2 separate regions of the Mus musculus genome follow, and region 2 is linked to region 1. A link is a loop called in an ENCODE intact Hi-C map of the cell type or tissue named here. Cell type or tissue: left cerebral cortex. All regions are shown on one strand.

What was found. Peaks named below come from ENCODE experiments on the same cell type or tissue, not always from the same donor. Only the 100,000 strongest peaks of a DNase experiment are listed, where the experiment ranks them.
Region 2: a loop joins it to region 1, with 2.7 times the contacts of the local background. A loop is called at or near these places in 3 of 42 quality-filtered maps.

What each region holds. Positions count from the first base shown.
Region 1 is chr2:123,307,919-123,315,918 of GRCm38, forward strand. No RefSeq gene overlaps it. Among named protein-coding and RNA genes, the nearest start is that of Gm34430, 380 kb to the left of the region's middle. In left cerebral cortex, a CTCF peak has its summit at 4,489 (motif pointing right); DNase peaks (open chromatin) are centred at 4,506 and 4,934.
Region 2 is chr2:123,806,853-123,814,852 of GRCm38, forward strand. No RefSeq gene overlaps it. Among named protein-coding and RNA genes, the nearest start is that of Gm39919, 12 kb to the left of the region's middle. In left cerebral cortex, a CTCF peak has its summit at 1,104 (motif pointing right); DNase peaks (open chromatin) are centred at 3,067, 6,612 and 6,934; H3K27ac peaks cover 1,253 bases.

The DNA of each region.
Region 1 (8,000 bases):
GTGGATGCTCGGAGTCATCTGTTGGATGGAACATGGGGGCCCCCAATGGAGGAGCTAGAGAAAGTATCCAAGGAGCTGAAGGGGTCTACAATCCTATAGGTGGAACAACAACATGAACTAACCAGTACCCCCTGAGCTCATATTCTACATAGAAATAATAGAGGAATGTCTTTTGGCAGAGGGTGCTCAGCGAATTCTCCCCCTTTATGCTAAGTCCCTTCCCCATGCTTGTTATAGCTATATCAAGAAGCTTGATGGCCACCCAGGTTATCCTTTGCTTGCTGGAATGTGTAGCTCATGAATTCCATAAAAGCCCCAGTCATAGATACCATGGTTTGGGGATAGCAATTTAAACAGTTTTGGGTAGTCCTACACATTCAGACCACAGCACAGGGCTAGAGCTAGAATTATCTGTAAGAATAACACATAGGTATAGAAGCCTCTTGGGACAAACTGCCTAGGTGGTTTTTAAACTGGGAAGCATTTATAGAGCAACTCTGAGGCAGAAATTTGAGTTGAAAGACTACTTTCCATCTGCAAGGTAGATAAAGCTTACTCCTACCTCAATCTCCCTTTCCCCATATATGTGAAATAAATGCATTGGTTTTTGCTTTTCAAGGAATTTATGGAAAAAACAAACAAACAAACAAACAAACACTGCAGAATGCTAACTAGGAAGTAAGAAAAACCCTGCCAAAGTTAGTGGTTCAGAGAGTCCTGAAGTAGAAAGCAGGGGGAGAGGGGAGCTAGCCAGCCTTGACCCATCAGATATGGGACTTAGGACTTGGTACTATAGTGGCCTTCCCTGTGCCGTGCACCACTGAAGATATGGGGCATTGGATCTCCTGTATGCCCATCATGTGGCTTTGTTTGCTGTTTAGTGGTTTGAGGGTCTTTATCAGAGCTGGAAGGTCAATGGGAAGGTCTGAACACCTAAGATATGAAGAGGCTTAAGGGAGAAGGCTATCAGTCAGTGATCTCAGTCGTGTAAGGATACCCATATTTCGCATGGATGCATGTGTGCATGTGTGTGTGTGTGTGTGTGTGTGTGTGTGTGTGTGTGTGATTGCGTGTAGTAAGGGGAGAACAAGAAAACTGCAGTCTCCTCACTTAGTTCTTTCTCCCTGAACTTTGTCCTAGCAAGGTCAACTAGCACTATCCTTTACTATGCCTGTTGCCACTCTAAGATGTTTACATTGTTCTTCTAGTCAACTGCCCTTTCCATTGTGCCCTTGAAAATATTTTACTCAGTTGTATTTGCATGTTAAGTGACATATAGGGCCAGTGACTTTGGATCATCTCTCATCTACTGAAAGAAGAATGTGGATTCTCTTAATGTGAAATGATGATTCCAATAACAATAGATGGCTGGGCTTTCTACTAACTATTTTATCTGTGTGGTGGCTCTTATTTCTAATCTTCATTTTACAAGATCAGAAAGGGTGAGTGTCTGAGAGCAACTAGAAATTGCAGAATAAGATTTCAGCTTAGGAAGGTGATGTTCAACACTGCTTCTCACCCTGCTTATATGATCCTAACTTCCTCTCCTCTGAAGTTGTTTGTCCCTCTGTACCCAATCTTGGCACCTATTGGCCCGTCCGGCCTCTTGTCTATACATTCACTACCTAACTTACCTAACTATTTTGCTTCACTTTGTTAATATCTCAGTCAACACCATATACACAGATATTTTTAAACTGCCTCCAGAGTCAGCTTTTTCATTTGTAGAATGGGATTACAATGCATTTTATCTCCTATGACTATTCAGAGGATTCAGAAAAAACATACATATAAATGCCTTTGCAGAGGCCCTAATAGAACTGTTAATGAAAATAGTATGGAAAAAAATTAGTCACATTTAGTGAATATAAACAGTGGAACATAAATAGCTGAATAATTTGGCATGAGAAATACCATTAATAACTTGGATGCTTTCTGACAGAGCTGGTGGTCAAGAATACTTAGAACAGAGTTTCCCCATATCAGTTGCTCACAAAGCTGGGTCTACCCCATCTTTCTGTTTCCTTTGGGCAGTGATTCTGAATTCTCAGTTTATTTAAACAATAGAGATAAAACATATTCCCTGCCCCATCATTCTCAGGCTCATCCTGTGTTCATCATTGCTAATTAGACTTGGAATATTACAGTCCAAAGAAGGACGGTAAGAAGGCTTGAAACAGCTTACTAACTTAGTCAAAGGACATCAAGAAGGGGTAGCAGAGAGTCTAAATGTAGGGAAGAGAACTGTGAAAGATGCTTAGTTAGATGGCAAAGGAACCTAGATCTAGATACCTGGGTTCTCCAATTGGCTTATCCTGCTAATGCTGTATCTGTCATGCCCAAATTCCATGTCTTTCTTTTCAACTCTGATTTTTTTCTCACCCTAGTCTCCATCATTACCACCACCACCACTACTACCACCACTACCATCAGCATTTTCTCTGCTTGGCCCCTTCTCTTGTATACCAGTAGGTTACACTCAGCATACTGCCATTTTCTTCACCTTGCTGGACAATACTTTGCACACTGGTGTGTAGTGGGTGCTCAGTAGATAGTCACCAGAATGAGATTTATTTCTTCCCAGAAAGAACATCTCATGGGGAGTGGGAGAGGCCACAGTGGGCAAGATTTGGGGTAAAGCCATGCAGAGTAGGGCTAAGAAAAAGAGCGCTGTGTTCCACTTGTTTCAGAAAGGTCATGCTGGGCAGCACTCTGCCTGACTTTAAATAATGTGTGTTGTTGGAAGGGGTCTAGAAAAAGGTAAGTTTTGCCTGAGGAGGGCCTTTGTTTTCATCTTAAAAAATAATAAGCAACCTTTTCATGGGAAAAAGAAAAAATGACATTGCTTCATATAAAATGTTAAGGCTTAAGAGATTTTAAAAAAATACTGTCTTATTCATATGCATACAGCTGTGCATAGAGTCTTTGGTAGCTTAAATGCAAGAAGAACTCAGGATAACTGAGTTGAAATCCGATGCAATGCCTAATTAAAAATGCAAATTCAAAGTTGCTAGAGCTCTTCCAGCTGAGCAGAGTAAACAGGAGAGGGGAGAAAAGGTGGCATAAAGTCACATAGAGAACTGAAAGGATCCTGTGTGATACAAGAAGCAAGAAGCATAGAGGAGTCTGGTGTCAGAGGAGTAAGGGATGCTGGGCAAGAATCCTTGATGGGGCAGAATCAGAATCAGCTGAGCTTGAGCAGGACTTGAATTTTATTTCCAAGTATTGGACTGCTGCTACTTAGAGGAAATACCCTTGGCAAGTATTACTGAACCCCCACTGTGAATAAGCATGCAATGTATTATCCACTGCCTTTTCTGGGTTACACAGAAGTAGAAGAAAGATGAGAGGCAATCTAGGTTAGTGAGGTGGAGAATTTAACCCAATGTTTTGATGCAAAGACAATGATGCTATGATGAATGCAACCTACTGTACACAACTAAGGAACCAAGAGTTGGTGACAGGGCTTGGGCAGGAGAGTGCTACTGCTGAACAGATAAGATCAGAGTTGAGGACAGACATGAGTTTTCATGCAGTTTGGACATGGCAGATACAACATTAGCAGGACAAGCCAATTGGAGCACAAAGCTGGGTGGACAAGCCAGCTGAAGAATGCAGCTATGTAACGTGCATTCTTGCCTGTTTGTCTCACCCATCCAAACTTCCAACATCTATGTCTGCTCCACAGAAGTAGCTGACTGAGGAGAGGAGTATACAGCTTGCAGAGCATGACATTAAGAGAGACGCCTTCCCTGAGTGGACAGAGTGGAAGGGCATCACACAGACAGGGCTTTTTGTCCTCTGTGCACCAGTGTGAAGATTTAATGCTAAGCACAGAGGCAGTCTGAACAGTGTAGAATAGGGTTGCTTGAAGTCCACGAACTGCTCAGCAAACACTAGACACAAAGCAAGATCTCTTTTTGTTCTGGGTTTTTCTGGGGGATGGTTCGTGAAAACTGGTTAGCTTTTTTTTTTTTCTTAACAAATCTAATATGACCAGCCTTCTGTAATATGTGAGCTTCACATATTACATATTCACTTCATAGCATGCCTATGCCTTATGTACAGCCCAACAGAGGCACTCTTCATATTCGTTGGAATCACCAGGAATGCTGCTGAAATATAAGCCATTAGGACCACCCTAAGACATTTATATTCTTCTGAACTAGTGTGGAGCCCAGGGAACAAGATCTCTTGAAATCCTTCCGGCTAGGCTACAGGCACTGGTTAGCCAAATGGGCTTTTCTTTCATCTTTAAAACATGCCCCAGAGTTCCCCTCCTTTGTGCTTTTATGAATTTCAAGGTTAGAAGCAAAATTCTGTTATGGATGTTCGTCATCTGTATTTGAAAGAAAATAGTAAAAAACGTTGGTAGACGTCTAGTTGGCCGTGCTAGTTTGATCTGCAGGCTCCACAAAGGTGTTGCATCCCTGGAGTCCGTTAGGATCAGTCAAGGGCAGATATGAACGCTGTACTAACAGATACCATGAGAGGGCAGCAGAGAGCTGGCAAGATTTTCTCTACAGGGCAGGGAAATCTGGCTAGGCCGGATGGAGAATTCTTGGCAGATGCAGGAGGAGGAAATGTTTGAACCTTTATGGGGAGCAAAGGATGTAGTTATCTTTGCTCCATAAATATCTTAAATCGGAGTCATTACTCAATTGATAAACTGAGATCAGTGGAGGACTGAACACGGTGGGGTCAGTTTTAAACAGGAGCAATGGACTTATGCTCTGAGATATTGGCGAAAACCTCAAACAGCAAGCCAGTTTGTGAGATGAAGCTGGGTCTTATAACTACTCATGAGACCCATAACCTGAAGAGTCTTTTGCCTAGATTCAAACCCAAATCAAGAGAAAAAAAAATCTTTATCTAAAAGTTGAGCAAGTCTTTGCAACCTAAAAAAACACATGTGAACAGGGTATGGAAAGGAACAGATGAGAGCCAGGATTGCACCGGTGGCTGCTGACATCACTGACAAAGTCTCTATAAAGCTAGTGCCTTCCCCATCGGGAATAGCCATTAGAAGCTCGAGGCAGACACAGGGGTGGTATGTGGCTTGAGGCACACGGGACCTCCTTACTAGATAAACTCAGAACCAGAAATGTAAACTACAGAGATAGCACCACACCCAGAGAGACTATTTCAAGGTAAGCTGGCAAAAGTTTGAGAATTGCACACTGCTTTGTTGCTGGTAGTGTGGGCTTGGTGCTACCTTAGACTGACATTTCCAGATTGTTCCCTGACATCTTGCTGGTGTAGGTGCAGACCTGAGCCTCCACCTCACTTGGGAGCTTATTACAGTGTTGAATCCTTGGGTCCTGCCTCAGACCTACAGAATCAGAATTTGCATTTTAACAAGATCCCCAGGTGATTCATATGCATATTATGCATATTAAAATTTGAAAAGTCCTCTGCTAGAATCCAGTCTGGATAGGATCTGATGCCACTGATGTTATCGAAGATTAATAAGGACACTTTGGAACAGGGAGATAGACATGCTTCAGTAACATTAAGTAGGTATGTTACTAATGTGTATATTTGGGGTATTTTGTTGTTGCTATATCCTATTTTGTTTCTCATAGTTACATACAACATTGACAAACATCTTTTTTCAGAGACCCAGTAGTAGGGAAAGCTGTGTCCTATTTCAGTTTGAAGGAACATGTGGATCAAAATTGGCGTTATTCAAAAAGGATACATGATTTGTTGGAGGTTGTCACTTCTGTGTGCTGACTCCTATCTCCCAAAAGTAGCTTGGTTGCTTCTATTTCTTCTTCTTTTCTATTTAATTAAAAAAAATTTGCATACACTGTGTTCTGATAATGCTTTTCTCCTCCTGTAACTACTCTTCCCAGATCCTCCCTGTCTCCCCACCCATCCAACACCACATCCCCTTTCTCCCTTTCTCATAAAAAATAAAAATAAAAAAGAATGTCCTTCACAGACTCACCTGTTTGATGTTTGTATATTTGGTCCTTAGCTGACGATGCTGTTTCAGAAGGATGTAGAACCTTTAATTGGTGAAGTCTTGCTGGAAAAGGGGAAGCACTGGGTCAGGGTGGGTTTTGAGATCTTACAGCTCAGCACCATTTTCTGCTTGGTCTTTGCTTCCAGACCCTGAAAGCAGTGTGACCATCTGGCCTCCTGACCTGCTGCTAGGCATTCCCTACCACCATGACTATGCCTCCTTAAACTGAAGCTGAAGTAAGCTTTCCCACCTTATGAAGTTTTTTTTTTTCCACAATGACGAGGAGCATAATTAATATGCTAGCTGAATGCCATGTACTTTTAGAGGCCATTAGTACATTGATCACAAGACAGTATATGCTTGTATTCGTTTCTTGTCAATGTTTAAAGATAATGCACCAATTCAGAAGCTTAGAAGAGCACAACTTTATTTTCCTATAGTTCTGGAGGTCCAAATTCCAGTTCACTGGCCTACAGCGATGGTGTCAGCAGGACTTGGTTGTGGAGTGTTGGGTGGGGAGGATCTGAGCCTTATCTTTCCAGCTTTGATCCACTCTTGCTAGCCCCATTGCTTTTCATGTCTCCTGTCTCCACTCCTCTAACCTTAAAGTCAATGGTTCAAGATCTTGCTTCAGACATGCAATGTCAAACTTCACTTTGTGTATAAGAACGGATATCTGTGCTCATGCATGAAGCAAACTCACATACTGAATACTGTCCCTATTTCAAAAGCTTATTTCAGTCACATTTGACACAGCCACTTTTTCCATATAAGACAACATTCACAGGTTCTAAAGGGGGAAAAAACCCATATGCTGTTTGGTAGGCATTATTTAGCCTGTCATAAGTTTTAAATTACAATGTGCATTAGCATATTATAAAACATGGCTTTCCCACTGATTAGGATAATGTAGGTTTGGGGCTGGAACAATGGCTCAGTGGTTAGGAACAAGTAATGCTCTTCTATGGAACTTGAGTTCAGTTTTAGTAAAGTTCTCAGCACCACTTCAGGTAGCTCACACTTCCTGTAATGCTAGCTCTAGGGTATCCAGCTTCCTTTGCTGGCTTCTGTGGGCATCACGCTCTGGAACACACCTTCTCACATGGAGGTGAATGCTAATATGGGACATTTTGGATCTTGAAAGACAACTTAGAAATTATCTAGTCCACTCTTGTTTACTTGTATGAGAGATTAAATCTCTAAAGACAGTAGTATGCCCAGAGTCACACTCTGACTTAGGACTTAGTCAATGACAATTCATAGAGCAGTTACTATGTACCAAGCTTACAAAATTGAATACCATGATCAGGAAGAAAGTCAGGGATGGTGACCTTGCATTTAAGAGTTGTGTACCCCAATATTTACTCTGGAAACTAAATTTCCTGAATTCAGTTACAAACATATATAAGCTATAGGGGAGATCTATAAACCTAGTGCTATTAATCCATTATTGATAAATCAGAAATAGCATTGAGCACATGTGCAAATTTAAAAAATCAGACTCTGGTTTTCTGGCCAGAAGTAAGTTTGCTTATTCCTCTAGAGAGAAGCTCTCCCATGGTTACATGGCAACCCATGGCCAGCCAAGTCCTTTAGGAAGCAGAAGAGAGGCAGCAAGCCAGCTTCCTGTGCTCCTCTCGGTCTCCTTCAGGGAGATGTATTGGAGCTGATGGGACTCCAGGCACGGTAGAGGGAGAGCTTCTCTCACATGGAGCACCAATTTACCTGAGCTGGAAGAGCCAGATTGTCTATTCCCCAAAGGGTTTGTGGCTTGAACCAATGATGCCATTAACTTTCTCCATATGCATCCATACATATTTTTGATGGCATGTCTGTCAATCTGATGTTTGTTATTGTATGTCAAACACATTCAAAATCATTTCTTTGCAGCCCTCAGAATAATATGCTTGCGTACAATGTGAACATAGTGACAAAAAGCTTTAAAGCCCTGAGTCATCTTTCTTGTGCTAATTGAAGTCATAATCCAGTCGTCTCTAGCTTAAACGAGAAATATACATACATTTCAAAA
Region 2 (8,000 bases), 500 kb after region 1:
GGTATAAATCCAGACATTGATGGGACAGCAGATTACGAAGAACCACATACACAGCCACAGCCTCACTGAGGTCTAAACACTTAGTGTGCAAACTGGCCCACTGTCAATGACCTTGATGTGGTTCTCCTTCTCCGTCTATTTTCAACATCTAGTTCATTTACCATCTCCTATAGGCCAGCATTACATTAGTTAAAGCTCCATTCTTTTGTTTAAAGAGGCTATTTACATAGTGAAAGCATACTTAAGGAAAAACATGCCATATAAATACATGACATTCTTATCAGAAGTTAGTGTCTTAAATCATGCTACTACTAACCACTTGACATATCAATATATAAATTATGTATCCAGTGGTAGAAATATTAATCTGATGATTTTTAACATGGTAAACATTTTTATGATCTCTAAAAGTATTTAGTTGGTAACAAAAGAAATATAAAATAACTAACATTCATTAAAAGCTTACCCCTTAGACCTAATCTGACTTTTCCTCACTTGGTCCTCACTGAACCCTGCAAGGCAGGCAGGACTCTGGAAGTGTCCATCTCACAGGTGGCCAAACTCCACACTGTATCTGTCATATCCTTCAAGGCATCCTGATTTCTAAACCTCACTTTCAGCTGATAAAACTGAAGCTCAGAGGAGTCAGCACCGAAGACAAAGCCTTGTAAACAGAGCAGCCAGGGTTTGAATGCGGGGCTCAGCATCCCGACATATCTTGTGTTCCAGTTCCTCCAAATTACAGCATCTCACCTCCCAGCTCTTATCTCAGGTTCCTCTGGAAAATTAAATGATCCACCAGTGTGAGCTAATCACTTTTGAGTGAGCCAAAGTGTTTCTCTGTATACTATAAACACAGACATTTCAACCAAGCCATCTTTACTCATTGCTACAAGGAAGCAGTGTGCTGGGTTGGCTACTTATCCCACTATAGTAAAAAGGAAAGGAAAGAGAAGCCTTTCCTGTGTGTGCAAGTTCACAACAATGCTCCTTCACACTCAGTCACACTTTGTCTATGTATGTTTGTAAGCTGACACAGGGTTAAAAGTAGGGACCACAGGGCACCCACAGTTCTCTGCATCACGTTCATGGCTTTCTCCTCTAGGGGGCAGGACTTGACCCCAGACCCTGGATTAGACAGGCTAGATTTGAATAAGTTTCAGTCTGAGCTTCTGATTTTAGTATTGTTCAATGTAGATGATGAGAAAATGACTTGCTCTAAGTAGTCACCACCAGTGAAATTTGTTAGGTAATGAGTGATAGCTGCTATTCTATTTTGCTACACTAACAGGACCTTATAACTAGTCTCTGATACTTTAATTTGTAAAGGAAATACACTCATATAAAGCCCCTCAGGTTACCTCCACAAATGATGATTTTTGTCTATGGAACTTCTAATCAGGATACAATTACACAGAGGTTAGGTGACCTGCTACAGACAGATGCCTTTTTTTATCCCAATATTAAGATCCCACCTAATAAATTTATTCTTTTAAATAACAGAGATGATTTAATCAGTTAAATGAAATATCTCTTTCATGCTATCCACAAAGAAATGGAATGAACCTTTGGCTGGGAAATTGACTTGTTTTCCCAAGGACAAAGTGTTGGCCACAGGTAGATAGCACCACAAATGAGCAACCCAAACCATTCACTTTTTTCCCAGAGAATTCATTATTTGCTTTACAAAGTTTGCATATTTAAGGGGAGCAATATTACATGCTTGCAACATCACATATGCTCGTGCTATTACTGAGGGCCCAGCCAAGTGTTTTGCAGAAAGCAGGCATTGAATAAATGCTTGCTCAAGTAGTAAATGAATGGATGGATAAATTACTGAATGCATCACAGAAAGTTCACTGCAGTCATTCTCATTTGCATAAGGTCTCACACAAGGCCAAATAGCATCAAGGAAGGGAGAAAATGAGACAGATTAAGTCATGATTTCAATGAAATAGACTTCACTTCACTACATTAAGATCTCTCTGGATTTCCAAAGGTAATCACCAAGCCAGGAGGGTGGTTTTAGCTGTCTCTCAACATATAATCATTTTCTGGCAGGTACTTGGAGGATCATGTGGTCATCCCAGGAAAGGTACAAAGCATTCCTAATACTTTGAATGAAGTATTAGGAATCAGTTTTCATGGGAATTGGATGTAAAGTTGAGCTGCAAATGTTTCCTTTCTGACACAGCATGGATCTGCTGTCTGAGGAGCACGTTTTGAATATGTTAGGATGAAGGAGCCATTCATAGGCATTGAGATTCAGCCTCTGGTGAAAGAGTTAATTCTTCCATAGCTACAAATGGTCAGGACATACATTAACTCACAGCTCATAATATGTGTTACATCAGACAAAAGGAATCTCAATAAATCTGCAAGGTTCTTTGGTAGATACAGCTATTATTGGATCCATTAAATATTGTAAAGTATTTTAAAATGTTCATTTCAAATAAAAACATTAAAATGAGCATTTAGAGAGAAAAAAACAGTTAAATATAATTTACGATATAATGGATGAAATGCTGATGCATATTCAAACCTTTCAACAAACTGCATTAAATGATATTCTTTTAAAAAAGAAAAATTCCTCATGTCTTTGGAGATAAAAGTCAAAGCATGTGGATGCCCCCAGCTCAGTGGTTTTTTAGTATGTGTGAGGCCTAAGGGTCAGTCCTCTTATGATATATATATATATATATATATATATATATATATATATATATATATATACCTTAGAGATTCTTTGTTCTCATCTTAGTCATATAATGAGGAGAGATAACTCAGAGAATTTCCCATTGTGCTGGAATAATGTTATGTTTATTTGATGTTTCTGCCTAAGTAAAGAATTAGAGAGGAAAAGCTAAAAAAAAATTATGTCTACAGTCAGATTAAAAGCTTTGTAACCCTCAAAAAAAATGCCTCACAAATAGTACTCTACGTAAATAAAATCTATGCCTTTTCAAATTCTGAAGCTCAACAGAAGGTTTCAGAACTTAGTGGCATGTGTTTCCCCAAAAGGCATACATGAGACATCTAAACACTTAGATTATCTCACTTTCTGGATGGATTGGGTGGGGAAGGAAGAATGCCAGCAGAATACTTGACACTCTCCAATATGCAAGACTCTAGAGCAGATCTCAACTGAAAAAAAATGATGTTAAAAAAAACATAAACAGGGGAAATGAGAGAAGTTTCTATCCTTCTACTCAGCTGCCAACCTCATTCTACAGGTTAGAGGAGAATAATGAAATTCAAAGTAAAGAAGTCTAAAGAAGTCTGGATTTGAGACATGGCTAACTCATCTTTTATAAACAGGTATGATTTGTCCATTTTTATAGAATAAAGTTTGAAAATAAACACATCACCAGGATACAAGTAACAGAAACTTTGACAAACTAACATGAGAGGTCATGATAAGTAAATGAGGTTGGTGCCTGCTGGAATCCACTCACCTCCTGCACTTACACATAATTCTCAAGCCAAGTAAAATACACATGACAGAAATAGAAGCTGAGTAGAGCAATGCCATATTCAATGTTAGGAATCAAACTCACAATCTTCAGAGTGTGAAAGAAACATAATAAATCCCAGAAATGAAGAATAAAGATGGATTCTACTTCTGAAGTACATATACACCACCTCAGAAATAGGAATACTAAAATGTAAGTTTATATATATATATATATATATATATATATATATATATATATATATGTATGTGTATATATATATATATATATATATATATATATATATATATATCAAAGTGCTTAAAGAAGAGGAATGCAAAATTTAAAGGGGAATATAAAATGATAAAGAATTAAAACATCTTGTGTTGTAAGCTGTTTTTGTGAGAGTAAGAACCAAGTCCCACCTTTGCTTGGAACCTGAATTGAAGCGAGGAGAGCCAAATAGGTGAAGTGGTTTCTATGACAACTTTGGTTGGCATGACCAGATTAAGTTCCCTTAGAGCATGGTATTTCAAGGTCTTCAGACTAACTTCAAATCCTAGGTCAGAACTGAAGAAGAGGATTCAGAACCCCTGCTAGTACCTGAAAGTTGGGCAGGTGTGGTAGCTCTTTGTCATCCCAGCCCTCTGGAGTCAGAGATGGGAGAAGGCAAGCCAAGAAGAAGTTGAAGAAGCTGGCTACTCAAACCAATGGCAAGGTCTGGGTTTAGCACTAGATCATGCCTCTGAAAAGTGGAAACTAACTGAGGAAAAACACCTAAAGTCAATTTCATGCCTTTTACACACATACACAAATGTATGGGCAAAACCAGAGGCACCTGTACACTACATTTTAAAATGGTGGCTGAGGAAATTAGAAAAATATGAGGTATTCTTTGGATGGACTAAGAAGGAAGGAAGTTGGTGACATTATTGAAGGAATGGCAGGACTTGTGAGAACTTTTAGCTAAGCACAAATGATGAGATGTACTTTATTGGTTGTCAAGATATTGTTCAGGTTGATTATAGGATGGATCTATGGGTGTGGCAGTCTCTAGATGGTGCATCCTTCCATCTCAGCTCCAAACTTTGTCTCTGTAACACCTTCCATGGGTGTTTTGTTCCCAACTAGCAAGATTCTGCTGAAAGGACCCTGATATAGCTGTCTCTTGTGAGGCTATGCCGGGGCCTAGCAAGCACAGAAGTGGATGCTCACAGTCAGCTATTGGATGGATCACAGGGCCCCCAATGGAGGAGCTAGAGAAAGTACCCAAGGAGCTAAAGGGGTCTGCATCCCTATAGGTGGAACAACAATATGAACTAACTAGTACCCCCCAGAGCTCGTGTCTCTAGCTGCATATGTATCAGAAGATGGCCTAGTTGGCCATCAGTGGAGAGGCCCATTGGTCTTGCACACTTTATATGCCTCAGTACAGGGGAACGCCAGGGTCAAGAAGTGGGAGTGGGTGTGTAGGGGAGTGGGGGGGGGTATGGGGGACTTTTGGGATAGCATTGGAAATGTAAATGAAGAAAATGCCTAATTAACATAAAAAACAGTTTTTTAAAAAAGATATTGTTCAGGCTTCCAAATCTATCTCAAGTTCTTCTTAGAACTTTGTTCTCCTCAAGTATCTACATGAGACAATGCAGAGCTGCCCCAGAATTAAAAGTCACATCACATCTGGAGCATTTGGAAAATAAGAAATGCAGGGAGATGCAGGGAGTGGGTGAAACCCTGAACAAATGTGTGGAGGACATGGGTCCATACATGGCAAAGCCCCTGATGCCCCAGGCCTATTCTAACAGCAAAGCATTCCTTGTGTCAGGCTCAAGGAGTTGGCCACACCTTTCTCTGGTCTACCTACAGATCTGAACAGTGTGTGCAAAAACTAACTACTGCAGCTTTCTCTCCTGGATGACGACGACATAGGATGCTGCTCCCTACGGAGACTCCTCGGGAAGAGGAACCGAGCTCCCTCATTGTGCTGTACTTAACAACCACACTGAGGGGCCAGGCTGTTGTGAGGAAGGTGCCCTCCTCCGCTAGAGAGCACAACTGCCTGCTGACCTCTAGTACTGCCCTAGCATTCTCCTTCTCTTCAGAAGCAGAAACATATTTACTAGACAGAATATAGTCTTTGGTACAGCTCTTAATTGTCTTTAGGGCTACAGTGTATAGTCAAAATAATGTTTTGCAAAATTAATTATATTCTGAGTGGCCTCATCAGCCTGGTTGTCCCAGCAATCGCTATGGTAATTAGAACTACTTGTTATTATTGGTTAAGGAAAGATTGTAAATATACATTTTTTTTTCTGGGAAGATTGGAGACTATACCACAGTTTTCATTTTTAATTGGATATTTTATTTATTTACATTTCAAATGTTATCCCCTTCCCTGGTTTCCCCTCTGCAAACTCCCCTATCCTATCCCCCCTTACACTGCTTCTATGAGGGTGCTCCCCCACCAACCTATCCACTCCTCCCTCACTGCCCTAGCTTTCCTCTACACTGGGGCATCAAGCCTTCACAGGACAAAGGGCCTTCCCTCCCATTGATGCCAGATAAGGCCCCTTCAGCTCCTTCAGTTCTTCCCCTAACTCTTCCACTGGGGTTCCTGTGCTCAGTCCGATGGTTGGTTGCAAGCATCTGCCTCTGTATTGGTCAGGATCTGGCAGAGCCTCTCAGGAGATAGCTGTAATTTGTCCAGCTTTCCTTTCCTTTTTTTTTTTTTTTTTAATTTAACTTACATGAGGATGACATCATATTGCTGTGTGTTCAAGTGAAAACTGGAAGTTTTGATCTTGTGGTGCTTTCAGAAAGAGGTTGTCCTTTAAAAAAAAAAACAAAACAGAGCTACTACCAAATCTTTAGGAAAAGGAGCATAGATACCCTGGGTTCCCATAGGGCGGAGTTTATGCCCATCCATATTTTGGTTTTAGACATGCCTGGCACCAGTGCATATGCCTCTCTCCCCTGCCTTGTGAGTCCTCAGGCTGCCAAAAACTCAGTCAACTTAGCTGTGCCTCTCCATCAGCTTTGGTAACTCTCCAAGCTTTCTTAAGTTAAAATAAAGAAAATGGTAATTGAGTGAATTCAGTTCTGCCTTGACCTTCCATGAACTCGGTTTTCTTTGTAGGTGTTTTACCATTCGCTGTGCATCTGCGTTCAACTTCTTAACTACTGTGCAGCTTTAGGCAAGAATTTCTAAGAAGCCAGGAGAATCAAAGTGAGTGATTCTAAATCAGGCTGCACCGAGTTCATTGGAAGAGTGATTTACAGATGTGTTCAGATTTCCAAGATGGGCAGTGCATACCCACAAGGACAGATCTTCTTTGTGCAGTGGCCTAACTGTCACTCATAAAACACACAGCACTGTACTATCGCTAGGACCGTTCGGAACACCTGACAACTGTTGAACAAACACAGCAATTCATTAGAACCTCGGGAAGTTTTCTCTCGAGCAGTGTGAATAGGCTCGCTTAAGCTCCAGGACAGAATGCTAATGCAGCCAGCCTGTGATCAAAGTGGACTGGCATGCGCGGTTAGGACAAGGCATAACTCCACACTGGTGTTTCTGTTTGATTCTTTTGTTCATGGAGAACAGCACTGCCAGCGGAAGCAAGCGTGCACTCACAGGGGGCCACTGACAATTCCCAACAAGCGAATCAGGCAAGGCCAAGAAGTGTTCTGAGAGCTTGATGTATCCAAAGACAGTTTTGTTCTGATTTTCTTCTTCTTCTTCTTCTCCTGTAACTCAGGCCTCGCCATAATGTATTTTCATTACCCTGTGCAGACTGACTGGCCAGACAGCCACAGTCCCTCCCCATAGCCTGCAGAAGTAACCCTGGAAGCTGGCAAACACTCGGGGGCCTTTGATTGCTAGAGACAGGTTAAAAGCACTTACTCTGGGTTCACTGTAGCAGTGTGGTTGTGGAGGTCCTTGCTTTCCCTGTTTGATAACCAAGCAATGCTCCTGTCCCATGACATGTCACACATGTAATTTGTTTTTGTGCCCATCCTCCTCCCATCTCTGAGCTGGAATTAACAGTCCCCATAGACTCTGCTGTTACTATATTCAGACACAGCTATAATGGCTTTGAAGGGGAGCTTAATTCTGGTTTTCTTAATGCTCATCTTGTTTAAGATGACAAAGTAAGCTTAAATTACAAATTAACTCCTTCCTCAACATCCCTGATTGCTGTTACACCTGCAATGTGGAACTTTACTGTGACAATATACTGTAATAATAAAATCATGCTTTGAAAAGATATAGCTAGTGAAATTAAATATAATATTATACACTTGTGTGATCTCCATGAAACTATGTATATATTCATTTTTATTTCAAATGTTAATTAGTGGAAATCAGAGTCCAAAAATTCACCCAAGCATGCCTGGTCAATCACAAAAAGATTCAGGGCTAGTCAATAAAATGAAAATAATATGCTTAAGAAAGAATTGGAGACCACTTACACGCTTATGTACTAAAAATTAATTTTAAAAACTGGTATTAGTAGAACACCATATGAGGTTGCCTGCTATCCTCTC